Regions from separate parts of the Homo sapiens genome. Here region 2 is linked to region 1. The links are chromatin contacts, found by Hi-C in ENCODE. All regions are on one chromosome and are shown on one strand. Each heading gives the region's core, a stretch centred on a gene start or an enhancer-like site at or near the end of the contact. The rest is flanking DNA. Distances are from core to core; before and after follow the strand shown.

Evidence for each region. A loop is a pair of places that touch in the nucleus more often than their neighbours do. Pooled maps may share reads with other maps.
Region 2: a pooled map shows a loop between it and region 1 (2.7-fold over the local background). The contact joins two enhancer-like sites. A Hi-C loop is called at or near these places in 3 of 37 single-sample maps with no recorded cell type and 2 of 50 pooled maps.

Annotation. Positions count from the first base shown.
Region 1 is chr14:60,842,806-60,850,566 of GRCh38, reverse strand. All of the region lies in intron 6 of MNAT1 (MNAT1 component of CDK activating kinase), which reads right to left. Among named protein-coding and RNA genes, the nearest start is that of MNAT1, 110 kb to the right of the region's middle. Within about 2 kb of position 4,871, at least 2 of the 41 ENCODE cell types and tissues checked have a DNase peak (open chromatin) inside an H3K27ac peak, as active enhancers do.
Region 2 is chr14:61,099,478-61,107,238 of GRCh38, reverse strand. No RefSeq gene overlaps it. Among named protein-coding and RNA genes, the nearest start is that of SLC38A6, 120 kb to the right of the region's middle. RefSeq lists enhancers at 2,406-3,320, 2,690-3,889, 5,153-6,069. Within about 2 kb of position 3,403, at least 22 of the 41 ENCODE cell types and tissues checked have a DNase peak (open chromatin) inside an H3K27ac peak, as active enhancers do.

The sequences.
Region 1 (7,761 bases), core at 3,622-6,121:
CAGAATTTGAAGCTCTCAAACATTAAAACCCAACACCTATCTCACTGCTATTCTGCCTATCTTCTGTATAAAGGCAAGGAAAAAAGTCTCTTGGTTGTGCCATGAAACATAGTAACAGGAGGCTACAATTATTCCCCATTAGTTCTCATTCTCAACTCAAATGCTCCTAGTGGAAAAGTACATGTTACTACTATGCAGAACATGGAAAATAACTTGAATACCTTTGATAAAACAGTGAAACTTTGCTAGAATGGGTAACAGCAATGAAAAAGTATGTGTTATTTACCATTTCAAGGATAAAAGGCCATGCATCAGAAGTAATTACATTTGTGGATCTAATTTCTAAAATGAAAATCAATAATACAGAAATAAAAAGACTATTTTACACAGCCATATCATATCAATAATCTTCATTAAAGAAACTAAATAAGGCCAGGTGAGGTGGCCCACACCTATAATTCCAGTACTTTGGGAGGCTGAGGCAGGTGCATCACCTGAGGTCAGGAGTTTGATACCAGCATGGTCAAAATGGTGAAATCCCATCTCTACTAAAAATACAACAACTAGCCTGGTGTGGTGCCAGGCACCTGTAATCCCAGCCACTCAGGAGGCTGAGGCGGGAGAACCACTTGAACGTGAGATGGGGAGGTTGCAGTGAGCTGAGATCATGCCACTTCACTCCACACTGGGTGACAGAGTGACACCCCATTTAAAAAAAAAAAGAAAGAAAGAAACTAAGGATACACAACAGCAATATAGGACCTCCTACCGAAGAAAAAATTATTTGTTCAGTATCTAACATTATTTTCTGTATCAAATTCCTTACTGGTGGTACAATGGAAAAAGAATTATAGAATCTACAGCCATATACTCTCACTCTGATTTCCACTGTCCACCTGTGCTTAGTGATCATATCTGTAAAAAAAAGAAGGGAATTAATAATATCCACAGTGCATATTTACATGCAAGTTCACTGAATACTATAAAATGCTCTTCAGTCTTAAGATCTTATTAGTATAATAACAGACATATTAGAAATCTAGGACCACAGGCAGTTCAAAACACTTCATTATATTGACTTTAGGCGTATACTAAAAAGTCCATTCTCATTAGTAACATTCATCTTTAGAGCAGACTATAACTCAACAAGACTATCAGGATTCAGAAATTTTGAATATCTATCATTTATTGCATTAATTGTACCATTCAATTTAAATTTGCAATCCTCCAAATATATTGTTAAGCAATGATCTGTAAGAAGGAACGTTTTGTATCTTACGGAAAAGTAAGCCCCAGAAATGAAAAAATTACAGCAAAGAAATCTATAATTGTGTTTATATTACATGAGTGATTTGCTGTTTCTCCAAAATAGCATGTAAGTCAGTGATTCTCAAATGTGCAAAGTATTTCCATGTGCTTAACAAGAAAACTATCCAAAACAAACACTGTTTAAGAAATTTCTTATTATTTTATTTCCTTTCCATCTGTTTTTGTCCTTCTTTTTGGGTCCCACTCACCTTCTTTCTTTCAGTTGCCTGGCTATTGCTCACAGTAACACTTCTAAAAGAATAAGGCAACAAAATTAGATACTCAGTGGGGAACTCTAGCCCAAAATATTACTTGACAGTGACATAGTCCAGAGTTAAATATTTATAGACATTAACTCTTAAAGAGACTAATACATGTCTCAATGCAAATACTAAATATACTATGGTATCTTTTACCTAGTCTTAAAGATTATCATTCAATATTTATCAAAAGGAAAACATCTTATTAAGATTATATAGTCCTCCAGAAAAGTCAATACTTTAATTATTATAAGCCTTATTTTTATATGTGTTTTTATGTGACATATATAGAGTAAATACATCTATAGGGGATATGTTTATGAAATCCCATGAAGCAAGAAAAAAATCTGAAAGCAACAGTACATAACGCCACAACATGAAGTAAAACAAAAAAATTAACACGGTATCACCATTTCTTATAACAAAGATGCTTAAGTAGTCATTCCTCAGAGAGGTATTATTGAATTACATGGCAATAAAAGCTTGAGGAAAATTATATAAAACTTGAGGGAATCATATAAAAATAAATTCAGGCTGTAACTATTTTTAAAACACAATGAAAATCTAAACTACCAGTTCATGCTAAAGCCCAAAAAGGGTGACAAAATTAGTAAAGTTAAAGCCCTGCTGGGCCCTAAAAATACAGAAAGATGAACACAAAGAGAAAATCTTAAAAGCAGCAAAAGAGAAAATACTTATCACACACAATGGACCCTCAATGAGACTAACAGCTGACTTAGCATCAGAAACCATAGAAGTCAGAAGGTAGTGGAACGATATATTCAAACGGCTAAAAGAAAAACACTAAACCAAGAATTCTTTATCCAAATAAACTACCCTACAAAACTGAGGCAGAATAAAGACATTCCCAGGTAAAGACTGAGGAATCTGTAAAAATAGTAAAGATGTCCTGCAGGCTAAAAGGAAATGATACCAAGCAGTAACTCAAATTCTCACAAAGAAATGAAGAATACTCAAGAGGTAATTACATAGACAAATCTAAAAGACTGAATAAAAACTTTTCTCTCTTTATTCCTCTTAACAAATTTACAAAACAGCTACAAAAAAAAACCTGTAAAACTGTATGGTTAATCTTACAGCATATAAAATATAATACATATGACAATGGCACTCTCCAGGAGAGGAAAAGGAATGAAGCTATACAGAATTAAATATTCTACATATTACTAACACTGAATTAGTATTAATATGAAGTCAATTGTAATAAGTCAATATGCATATTGTAACCCTAGGTCAACCAATATAAAAACACTTAAAAATATGCATAGTAAAAAGAAAATAATTTAAATGTGCACAAGAAAATATCTATTTAACACAAAAAAGAGCAATAAATGAGGAAGAGAAGAACAAAAAGCACCATGAGAAATATACAAAACAAACATTAAACGTAAATAGCTTGAACACTATAAAAACAAAGACTATCCAAATGAAAAACATCCAGCACACATTAGAATCAAAGATATAAAATAGGTTGAAAGCAAAAGTGTGAAACAAGATAAACAATGTAAACAATAACCATAAGAGAGCTGAAGTAGCTGTACTAAAATAAAACAAGTCTTTTTTTTTTTTTTTTTGAGACGTTGTCTCACTCTTTCACCCAGGCCAGACTGCAGTGGTGCGATCTTGGCTCACTGCAACCTCCGCCTCCTGGGTTCATGCCATTCTCCTGCCTCAGCCTCCTGAGTAGCTGGAACTACAGGTGCCCGCCAACACACCCAGCTAATTTTTTGTATTTTTAGTAGAGACGGGGTTTCACCGTGTTAGCCAGGATGGTCTCGATCTCCTGTCCTCATGATCCGCCCGCCTCGGCCTCCCAAAGTGCTGGGGATTACAGGTGTGAGCCACCGTGCCCGGCAAATAAAACAAGTCTTTAAGACAAAAACTGTTACTAGAGACAAAAGCATTTCATAATGATAAAAGGGTCAATATCATGAAGATATAAAAATTATAAACATACAAAAGGAGTCTCAAAATACATGAAGCAACGCTGGACAGAATTGAGAGAGAAATAAACAATTCAACAATAATAGTCAGAGATTTCAAAACTCCACTCAATAATTGATAGACAAACTAGACAGAAAATCTGTAAGGACACAGAAGACTTCAACATAACCATCAAGCAACATGATGTAACTAACATCTAACACATTCTTCCCAAATATAGAATAAAATTTCAAGTACTTGTGGAACATTCTCCACAATAAAAAATATATTTGGCCATAACATAAGTAACGGTAAATTTTAAAAATTGGGATCATACAAAGCATGCCCTCAAACCAAAGTGGAATTAAATTAGAACAACAACCTCTAAATAATCCATGGTCAAACAAGAAATCACAAGAAAAAATTTAAAAATGTATCCAATTGTATGAATATGAAAATACAACATATTATTGTAGCAAAAGCAGTATGTAGAGGTATTATAGCTTTAAATGCCTATTTTTAGAAAAGAAGAAAGACCTCAAATAAATAACCCAAGTTTCCACCTTAAGAAATTAGGAAAAGAAGAGCAAAGCTTATAAGCAGAAGGACAACCATAAATATTAGAATGGAGATCAATGAAATGGAAATCAAAAAAAATTTTTTAAAAATTCTTAAAACCAAGGTTGATTCTTTGAAAAGATCAACAAGACTGTCACACCGCTAGGTTGATGTGCCAAGGGAAAAAAAAGAGAAGGAACAAAACTACCAAAATAAGAAATAAAAGAGTGAACGTGATCCTGACCCTACAGAAATTCAACTTAGAAGAAACTGACCAATTTCTAGGAATACTCAAAATATCAAGACAAGGAATGAAGGAAAAAGAAAAAGGAATAGGAGAATGGGGAAGGGGAGGCAAGGGGAGGAAAGGAAGAGAGGGAGGGAAAAGAGAGGAAGGAAAAAGAAACGGGGATAGAAAAAGGAAGTGTGAATAGGCTTATTATTAGTAAAGAAATTGAAACAGTATTTGGAAATCCTCTCATTAATAAAAGCCAAAACCAGATGGTTCACTGGTAAATTCCATCAAATATTTCAAGAAAAAATAATACCAATGGTTCAGAAACTCTTCTAGAAAGCAGAGGACAAGGGAATATTTTCCAAAACATTTTATGGGGTCAATATTATCCTCATACTAAAGTCTAACAAAGCCACACTAAAACAAGGATGAAGCACAAAAACTTTACACTAAGTCAAAGAAGCTAGGCTCAAAAGACTACATTTTGTATTATTCTATTTATAGAAAATGTCAAAAAAGATAACTATACAGAAACAGAAAGTAGAGAAGTGGTTGCCTAGGGCTCGGAGTGAAAGCAGAAGTAACTATCAACTATCACAAGGCATCTTCTGCAGGTGATAAACTATTCTAAAACAAGATTATGGTTGCAGATCTCTTTAATATTACTAAAAAATTATTAAATCATATGCTTAATGTGAGTGGATTTTATTGTATGTAAATTATACTTCAATAACTGTTTAAGAAAAAACCGGTTCAGTGACTAGATCAACAACATCTACCTAGACTAATCAAGATTAAAGGCAGAGTGCTGGGAATTTGCTAAAAATTAGCAGTGTAACTCTTATAGGCATTTAAAGAATTAAGAAAATATTATAAACAACTTTATGTCAACAAATACACTTTAGATGAAATTCTCAAATTCTTTGAAAAATACAACTTACTAAAAAAAATAGAGAAAAGCTGAGTAGATTTTTTAACTGAGTTTATAAAAAACCTATATACAAACAAATTAGAGTCCCAGATGGTTTCACTACTGAACCCTATAGAAACACATAAAAAAAAAACATTAATTTCATACAAACTCTTTCAAACATAAGGTAGTAGACCCCACTTTCAAGTGAAGCCAATGACGCTAACAAAACCATTGCTAGCATTACTGATAAAAACATTATATTACTCCAAAGCTAAACAAAGACATCTACAGGAAAAGTATAGAGCCATATCCCTGATGAATACAGACACAAAAATCCTTAATAAAAATATTATCAAATTGAATTCACATATATCATAACCATGTAGAATTTATCACAAGAATGCAAAGTTAATATATAAAAATGAATCAATTTAAATCACTAACAGTATAAAGAAGAAAAATGATATTTAATAAACACAGAAAAAGCACTTGACAGAATTCAACATCTACTCATAACTTTTCAAAAATTTCAGTACTCTAGAAATGGAAGGAACTTTCCTCAATCTGATGAAAGACATTCATGAAAATTCTACAGCTAGTATGACATATAATGTCAAAAGACTAAATGATTTCTCTCTTAGGTGGGGAATAAGGCACTGCAATAGGGCAAGTAACAGAAATAAAAGGCAGAGAAGTAAAACTGTCTCTAAATGCAGTTAACACAATTGTTTATATAAACAATCCTAAAAAATCTAAAAACGACTACTCAATAAGTAAAATAGAAAAGCTCATCGCACGCAAGCCCAATGTAAAAATATACATACCAGGATTAAGCAATAGAAAATGAGATTTGAAATAACTATTTCCTTGAAAAGAGCATCCCACACATAAAATACTTAGGGAAAAAAATGACAATAAGTCTAACACAAACCACTGAAAACTACAAAACATTGCTGAGATAAAGAGGCCCTAAATAAATGAAGCATACCATGTACATGTAGTGGAAGACTCAGTATTTTAGATCTTAATTCTCCCCACATTGATCTATAGATCCAATCAGAATATCAATTATACTTTTACCAAGAATTTTTGTAAAAACTGACAAACTGAATCTAAAATGTTAAGGATATGCAAAAAGCAATCTTGAAAAAGAAAAAGAATTGGAACACTTATACTACCTTAATTCAAGAATTACTATAGTAATCAAGATAAGTTATTGAAACAGAATAAGGAAAACAGAAATAGACCTAAACTTATATGCAGTCAATTGATTTTCAACAAAGGCACCAAATATGTGAAAGCAATCCAATGAAGAAAAGTATTCTCTACAAATACAACTAAATGTTCACATGCAAAAAAGAAACCCAAACAGGTACTGTATACCATACATAAAAATTAATACAAGATGGATCAGGAACCCAACTATAAATGCAAAAACTACAAAGTTTCTAAACAGGAGAATTATCGTTGTGACTTGGGGGAAGGAAAAGGTTCCTTAGATAGGACACAAAAATTACCTTAAAAGAAAAACATTCATAAATCTGACTTCATCAAAATTTATAACTTCAGTTCATCAAAAAACATTACTAAGAAAAAGAAAAAGTGAGCCACAGACAAGAGAAATTATTCATAAAACAGATGTCTGACAAAGGACTTATGTTCAACACATTGTAAAACATTTTACAAATCAATAGTAAAAGCACAAACAACTCAATTTTTTTAATGGACATAAGATTTTAATAGAGTCATCACAAAAAGAGATATAAAAAAGGCAAACGAGGCCGGACGCAGTGGCTCATGCCTGTAATCCCAGCACTTTGGGAGGCCGAGACAGGCGGATCACGAGGTCAGGAGATTGAGACCAGCCTGGCCAACACGGTGAAACCCCGTCTCTACTAAAAATACCAAAAATTAGCCGGGCATGGTGGTGGGTGCCTGTAATCCCAGCAGCTTGGGAGGCTGAGGCAGGAGAATAGCGTGAACCCGGGAGGCGGAGCTTGCAGTGAGCTGAGGTCGCGCCACTGTACTCCAGCCTGGGCGACAGAGCGAGACTCCATCCCAAAAGAAAAGAAAAAAGGCAAACGAATGAATAAAAAATGCTGAAAACCATTAGTTCTCCAGGAAATAAAAATCTAAATTACAATGAGATACTATCAATCATCACCAAAATAACTAAAATTAAAAAGATTGACAACATTAAATATGACTGAAAGTGCTAGGATTACAGGCATGAGCCACTGTGCCCAGCCAGCTGCTTTACTAGTAATAGTCAAAAACTATAAACAGCTCAGGTATTCCCCAACAAGAGAATTGCTAAACAGATATACACACATTCCCTGACTTATGACGGTTTGACTTACAAGTTTTTGACTTCATGATGACGCAAAATCAACAGGCATTCAGTAGAAACTGTAATTCGAATTTTGATCTTTTCCTGGGCTAGCAACATGCAATAGGATGCTCTCTCATGATGCTGGGCTAATGTAAGTGTTCTGAGTACTTGTATTAAGGAAGCCTATACTAAATTATGATGTTCAGCAGGT
Region 2 (7,761 bases), core at 2,154-4,653, 260 kb before region 1:
CCCGATTCAGGGGCCAACACCGGGGTGGGGTGCCGGCTCTGCTTGCTCAGGTCCTCTGTAAGCCAGAGCGTGCGGGAGTCAGGGAGAACAATGCATCATTTTGGAAGCTGATGCTTCAGTCTGAGGCCAGGCATAGCTTGAGGGCCACAGAAATTGTTGCCTGAGGAGAGCACAGATGTGTCAGTCCTGGCACCTGCCATGCCAGGTCAAAGTTGGCCTTTGGCCTCAGCGGGTTTGGGGCTGGGGATAACCCCTGTATGCACCAGCAGAGGGCACCTTAATTGCAATCTATCCATAGGCTGGCCACTGATGTGTGTGGTGGGCATCGCAGCCTCCACTCCAGCATGGTTTTCACCCCAGAGGACCTGCATAGTCACTTCATTTCCCTTTCCAATTCAGGAGTGAGTGTGTGACCCAATTCTGGCCAAAGAAATTTACAGGGAGTCCAGGTGCAGTGGCTCATGCCTGTATTCCCAACATTTTGGGAGGCCAAGTGGGAGAATTGCTTGAGGCCAGGAGTTCAAGACCAGTCTGGACAACAGAGCAAGATCCCATCTCTATAAAAAATAAAAAAATAAGCCAGGTGTGGTGGTGCATACCTATAGGACTATCTACTGAGGAGACTGAGGGGGGAGGATTGCTTGTGTCCTAGAGTTCAAGGCTGCAGTGTGCTATGATCGCACTACTGCACTCTGGCCTGGGTGATGGAGCAAGACCTTGTCTCTATAAATAAATAAATACTTAAAAAAATGTATAGGGAAGTCTGCTGGGTGCTTTTTGAAAGCAGAATGACAATCCGTCTTCTTCCTCTGAACAATGTGTCTCAATATGATGCCTATGACTGCTGCTACTGCCATCTTGCTACTACCCAGAAGATGAAGCCAAACCTGATGCTCGCAGGACTGAGACGGAGAAAGAATGTCAGTCTTTGATGAGATAATATAGCCTCTAAAACAACCAGCCCTCAAACCACATTATTCCAATATTTCAGTTCTGTGAGACAATCAGTGTTCTAATTGTATATATAATAGGCTAAATATTAAATTATTTATATTAATATAATTATATATTACATATAATTAGATATAATACACTAAGTATAAAATATAATATATAACATATATATATATATATATTTTTTGGTAGAGATGGGGTTTCACCATGTTGCCCAGGCTGATCCACCTGCCTCAGCCTCCCAAAGTTCTAATTCTTTAAGTCCGCATCAGTGGGATTCCCATTACTTGCAGCTAAGAGCATTCTATTCAATGCCACCTGAGAGATCATTAGCTAAGCCAGGTAGACTAACTCCCTCCAGGACCTGTTGAGGACAGGCAGCCCACAAGCAGCTGAGGAGATAACTTTAACAGTTACACAAACATGTATTTTAATAGCTATGTGATTGTTTTAACAACTTTTAATTTTTAAATATAAGCAGGATGTCAAACCTATGATACAATATTTCCTTCTGAAATCTGTTATTTAAGTAAAAGCATGAATTATTTGTAAAGGAGAATATTAAGTACACTACAGTACTGATGGGGGTCAGGACACACTACACGAAAGTACGGCACCTTGGTATTTGAGGAAACAGCAGAAGCAGGAAAGTCACCGTCAGACTTTCTCCCATCTCTCTCCCTTGAAGAAGGTCATAAGACCACCGTTTGAAAGATGCCTTCCCTATATCCAGAGGAAATGAATGTCCTTATCTCTGAAGACACTGGGACACAGAGAATATGAGCAAATGGGCCTTGCCAAGTCCCCCTTCCCTGTTGATTCCCATTAGATCAAAACTTTTTGTCCTCCAGTCATACTTCTTCATGACCGGATATCCACACTTCATCAAACCTAAGCATAAAAATACACAGGTTTCCCTGTTTCTTTGGCTCTTTATTTCTGAAAGCTCCTGTGTCACATAAAATTTACATTGAATACATTTGTCTGCTTTTCTCTTGTTAATCTGTCGTTTGTTATAGGGGCTTTGGCCATGAACCTAGTGATGGGTGTAAAAGAAATATCATCTCCCCTGTAGTATAAATTATATGAAGTGAAATAATGGAATGTGACTGTCTGAAATGCTGGCCAAGTGGATCAAGGCTACTGTGGGGTTGACTGGCCAGTAAGGAGGCAGAGGAGCAGAAGCACCAAGAGCAAAGGACTTTCAATTCAGCAACTATGAATTGAGCATCTTTTATGTGCCCAGCCTGGGCCAAGTACTAGGGTTGCTGCAAAGAAGACGGTGACTCGTCTAGCGGCCCTGATGCTTCCATCTAACCAGGAAGATGGACATTAACCAAATGACTTCACAACACATTATTTAAATACAGAGGTGGTAAATCCATGTGGAAAACAGAGGGGTGTTAGGAGTGCATATAACAGAAACACCTGACTTCAACCAGAGGGAATGGAAAGGCTGTGGAGACAGAAGTGGAAAGCTGTCTGGGGCTGCCCCACATTGGCCTTGCTCAGCTCCAGGCCATCAACATCCTTAAACAGGCTTTTGCTCTGGGAAGCCAAGTAATTTTGTCCTCCCACCAGAAAACTGGCATGTTGAAGTCCTAACCCCCAGTCCCTCAGAATGTGACCTTAAGTGGAGATAGGGTCTTTAAAGAGGCAATTACGGTTAAATGAGGTCACGAGGGTGGAGCCTAATCCAACAGGAGTGTGTCCTTTTAAAAGAGGAAGACATAGACATATGCAGATGGAGGACCACATGCATTTGCAGAGAAGACAGTCTTCTGCAAGCTGAGGAGAGAGGCCTCAGAAGGAATCAACCCTGCAGACAACTTGATCTTGGCCTTCCAGTCTCCAGAACTGTGAGACAATCCATATTTGAGCCATCCAGTCTGTGGGACTTTGTTAAGACAGCCCTAGCAAACGAATATAGCAGCCTAAGTGAGGAGTTTTTGTCCTTTGCAATCGAAAGAGCCCTACTAATACTGGGAGCAAACAGGCTCCATTTTGGGAAGGGAGGATCCTGGCTGGGCCTGAAGATGTCACTGGGGCTGTCTGGGCACAGGACAGCTCCCTTTGTGTCTGTTCAGCCTCATTGTTCTTCCCATCCCCCCACACGGGGAGATTTGCAGCAGACACCCGCTTCCCTGCTGCATGGGGAGCAAGCTGGTAAGGAGAAACCCCCGCCCTGCGTGGTTATGGGCTCCCTGATGTTCTAACTGTGGATCAGTTATAACAGTCCTGCAGGGAGGAGGGGGTTTACTGCCAGGAAGAAAAACCCCAGGAACCCAGCCTTTCTGCTTCTCGGGACAGTGGGGGCCGTGGGGTGGAGTGAGATTCTCCAGCCATGACTCATGCTAGGTTTCATGAGTAAGGGAAGTTAAGAGAGTCATAATGACTGTACTGAAAAGCAGTTAAGTCCATCTTCACAGCAGCATTACACGGAATTAAAAACTGCACAATTTGATCCTATTTGCAACCACAGCTGCCATAAACTAACATATAAGCAAACTGAGCAGAGTGAACTCAGTGCCCCTGATTCAGGCTACGCATATGGGCCTGTATCCACAGTGCTTTGAGCTTCAGCAGAAAAGACCTCACCCTTCCATTCCGTTCCTATTCCTCCGAACCACTGAAATCACATGGGTGTCTGCCCTTTGGGTGGGGACACCATCAGAGCTGGCCTCTGCCAGGGGAAGAAGAATAGGGGCCTCACTGGCCAGGCCTCAGAGATTCTGAGAATGAGACTCACTGTTGTACCGGTAAGAAGAAAACCCGCAGGCTGCTGGAAAGGTGAATTATTTGTAGCCATGGCTAGAGCTGACTTCCCATTCCCACACTTCCAGCAGAAGAAAGACTTGGACAGACAGCACTGAAAAAATCCTGGAGAAGTGGCGGGCCCAACAGGGAGAAATGCAGGCTCTTTCACAGAGGACAGGAGATTGACAGGTGCTAAGTAGGGTGTGTGAGGCCCGCCAGGGGCTTGTGCCGCACACCCATAGTCAGAAGTGGAGGGAACCTCTTCCTCTCCATTAGCCAATGCTCTGGACACTGGGTATCGAGTACTTTCAATCCAGCTAGTTGGCACCATTGCTTCCATATGTGTGCTGGAATTTATTGAGTACCAAGTGTTTACAAAGTGCAATATTACCCACAGAAGAAAGCTTCAAAAACAGGAGCAGACTACTTTCGGTGGCTCTGCCTTTGACCTTTGTGCAGATCAGCAGCGGCAACTGACCTCCCTACGCCCTTTTTCAGTGGAGTAAACAAGAGGCAGGGATGGTCACAGAAAAGGGAGTTAGTCATCCAACCCCTTTAGTTGTCCCTGAGCCCACCCAAGCCCTATTTGCTTTGTGCTAACCTGGCCTCCAAAGGCAACAACCAATATTTGCTGTGTGCCTTGCCAGGGAGACATACAAAGCAGCCCATGTTGGAGTGCGAGCCAGCAGGATTTTTTTCAACCTAACTGGAGGAGACATGTGCACGTGAACTATTACCAACAGCACAGGCATTGTGGATAAGAGCCAGGTGAGGGACCTAGACTTCTGAGAACCAGGGAGAAGCCATTTGCTCTCCTACTTCCTCAAGTCACCCTTTGATGACACCCGTCCATGCCTCCCCATGAGGCCAAAAGGAGAAAACAGAGCACAATGAAAGAGACCATATTCTCTCAGCAGTCTCTACTCTCATACCTCTACCACCCTGTCCCAGAGTGGGAGGGAAACCTTGAACTGCTAAAGGAGCTCACTTCCCTTCCCTAAACAAGTCTTAACAATGAAAACCAAAACTATTTCTTGAGGGCCTACTCTGTGTCCTGCACTGTTTGGTTATTCTTTCCAATCTTCATAATAATTCTGCAATACAAGTGGTATTTCCCCATTTCACAAGTGTGAAAATACAGACAATGAAATTGTTAAGTCACTGCCAGGCAGGATGTAATGCAGGAGAGTCTGATGACAAAAGTTTCCTCCCCAGCCTGCCTTGAAATTGCTCAATGTTTCCATAATCAGTGATTACAACTCATTCGATTTCAGGAATAATAAATTTAGAGTGTGTCTGAAAAGGAGTTGAGCAGCTATAAATAAATACTTGTGTACATTCTCTTGAGCGAGATCCAGGAAATGGTCAGGAGCCACAGTTCTTCTACCTGGAATCCATTTTTCATTCAGGACACAAATCGGCAGCCTGCTGATCTCTGTGCATCACAATGCAAGGAGAGTGAGGCTGTCAGCACTGTTTCCTTGAATCCTGCTGTGCAGTGGCAATTTATTCTAGGAAGCACGCTGCAGAGCATGACCAAAAATAGAAATGCAGGTTTTGCATATTTCATTTCCTAATGCTAGTAGCACTATGACACTTTTGATAGAAGGCTGGGATGGCTGCTATGATGTATCAAACTTTATTGACACTTGATGTGTCCCAAGTTGGCTTGAAATGCCAGGTACCTCAAAGGGGACAGTTTCCTTGAGAAAAGCACTTGCTTGAGAGTCTAATATTTGAAGCACATTAGCCTCACCTGATGCATTAAGTTTCTAAACCTAAATAGGCACCAGGACTAATGTGCTCTTTAAGGCTTGGGCTGTGGTCAAGCATGTGTTTTGACTTCATGTTTTGAAACCATGAGGATAGCAAATTAAGGAGACAAAAGATTCATACAGGTCAATTCCTGACTCGGATGGTTTGGGCTGTCCATCCTGGAGACCAAGGCCCAGTTCTGACAACGGTTACATGCTGGAGGCTGACAAAGCTGAGCTACAGAGCATGCAGAGATCTTGGAGGCAGCACCCCGTCCATGCCAAGGACACACAGAAAACCAAGACTATTTGTTTCTTCTTCCTCAATTTGTTCCCACTCCGTCCCTGCTGGTGTCTGACTTGCGACCATTAGGTATGCATCCCTTTGAGTTAATGCAGACCATCACAGGTCAGCAGCTGAATAAAGGTAGTAGATTTTTCATAAACCAATTATATTCCATTTTAAAAACTGTATTTGAAATCCTTTCCCACTATTTTATTATTGTTAAAATATGCTTTCTTTTAGAAAGCATGGGTAATATTAGGTGGGAATGCATTTTCTTTTTAATGTTCTCACTTAGCAAAATAAAAAGGTATCACTTTGTCAGAGGTTACCAAAACTGGGGGGAATTCTACTGGTCTAGGAACCTCTGCATTAAGACATCATTCCCAGAAAGCTTGCATTTTAGGATGCAGACCCTGCATGGTAAGCCTGGGACAGCCCAGTGAGAATGAGCTCACAGGTTCCTTTTTCACTGAAAAATGGGAGCCCAGGTTCAGTGAGCACAGGGAGAACCCACCCACTGAAATCCCCTGGAGGTGGGAGTGGGGGCGAGGGGCACTGGGCAAAGACACACTGTGATTATTTTGATCATTTTGCTAAGGCTCCTCCTGTCTTCCTCTTCCCCAAACAAAGGGGAAAAAAAACATGAAAATAAATCCCCCAAGGAAAGAGAAAGGGAACTGGACAGGTTATGGTTTGAAAGTTTTATTATGGGTGATTTACCATCCCTCAAAAAAGATGGGTTATTATCAGGGCATCTCTTATCAGGGTTTTCTCTCTCTCCAAAATCCTGAACAAGAGGAAATTGCCTCAAAATGAAGCAAGAATGGGTCTAGATAGTATTTGCTGTTCCTCTACCTTCTCTATCTTTCGAGGCTCAAATTAATCTTCATTCTGACACAGTTCCCGGCTCCCACAGGCAGGCCCAGTGGTTCCTTCCTTGATGCACCCACAGTACTTTATCCATACCTCTAGTGTTGTCCTTCTCATTAGGTATTTCTAAATACTCTATTTTCTTCTGATTACAAAACACAAAAGTTAAAAAGCAGACCCTTTGAAATAACAATAACACTATGTGCCTGGCCCTCTTCTAAGCAGATCACAGTTATTACCCTGTTAATTCTCTCCATAACCCAGTGTCTCAGCAACCCAAGTGTCTCCCTAAATTTATAGCTGGAATCTTTCTACCTCTGATGCCTGACACAGTGTTGGCCTCAGTCAATACCTAATAAATAATTTTGAGTTTACAAGAAAGACAAGAGTTTGATTTGGATATTTCACATGTTGCCAAATTTAGGAAAATGGGTCTGTTCAGGTGACATTTGGGAGCTTTCTCTAGCTTAAAGAGCTAGTATTGTGGGCACCTTTTATTAGTCCGTTTTCACACTGCTATAAAGAAATACCCAAGACTGGGAAATTTACAAAGAAAAGAGGTTTAATTGACACAATTCTGCATGGCTTTGGGAGGCCTCAGGAAACTTACAATCATGGCATAAGGGGAAGCAGGCACATCTTACATGGCAGCAGGTGAGAGAGAGAGAGAGACAAGAGAGAGAGAGGAACTGTCAAACACTTTAAACCATCACATCTCATGGGAACTCACTCACTATCATAAGAACAGCATGGAGGAACCACCCCCATGATCCAATCACCTCCCACCAGATCCCTCCCCCGATACGTGGGGATTACAATTCGAGATGATATTTGGGTGGGGACACAGAGCCATACCATATCACACCTGTAATTTACTTGCACACTTTCTTGTCTTATTGGGTGTTTGTATACATATGTGTGTCAATACACTCATAATTTACCAATTTATTAATCATTGGCTGCTATGGGTAATTCTGAAAGTGGGTGGGTGTGTACAAAATTAGCTATATGTGTGTGTGTGTGTCCCAGAAGGATTGGCAAATTAGTAATTTATGTCTCTGTCAACATTTCTATTCTGAAACTAAAATATTTACTTACTTAACTAACTTTTGGCTTTACTAACAGCTGTTAGCACAACAA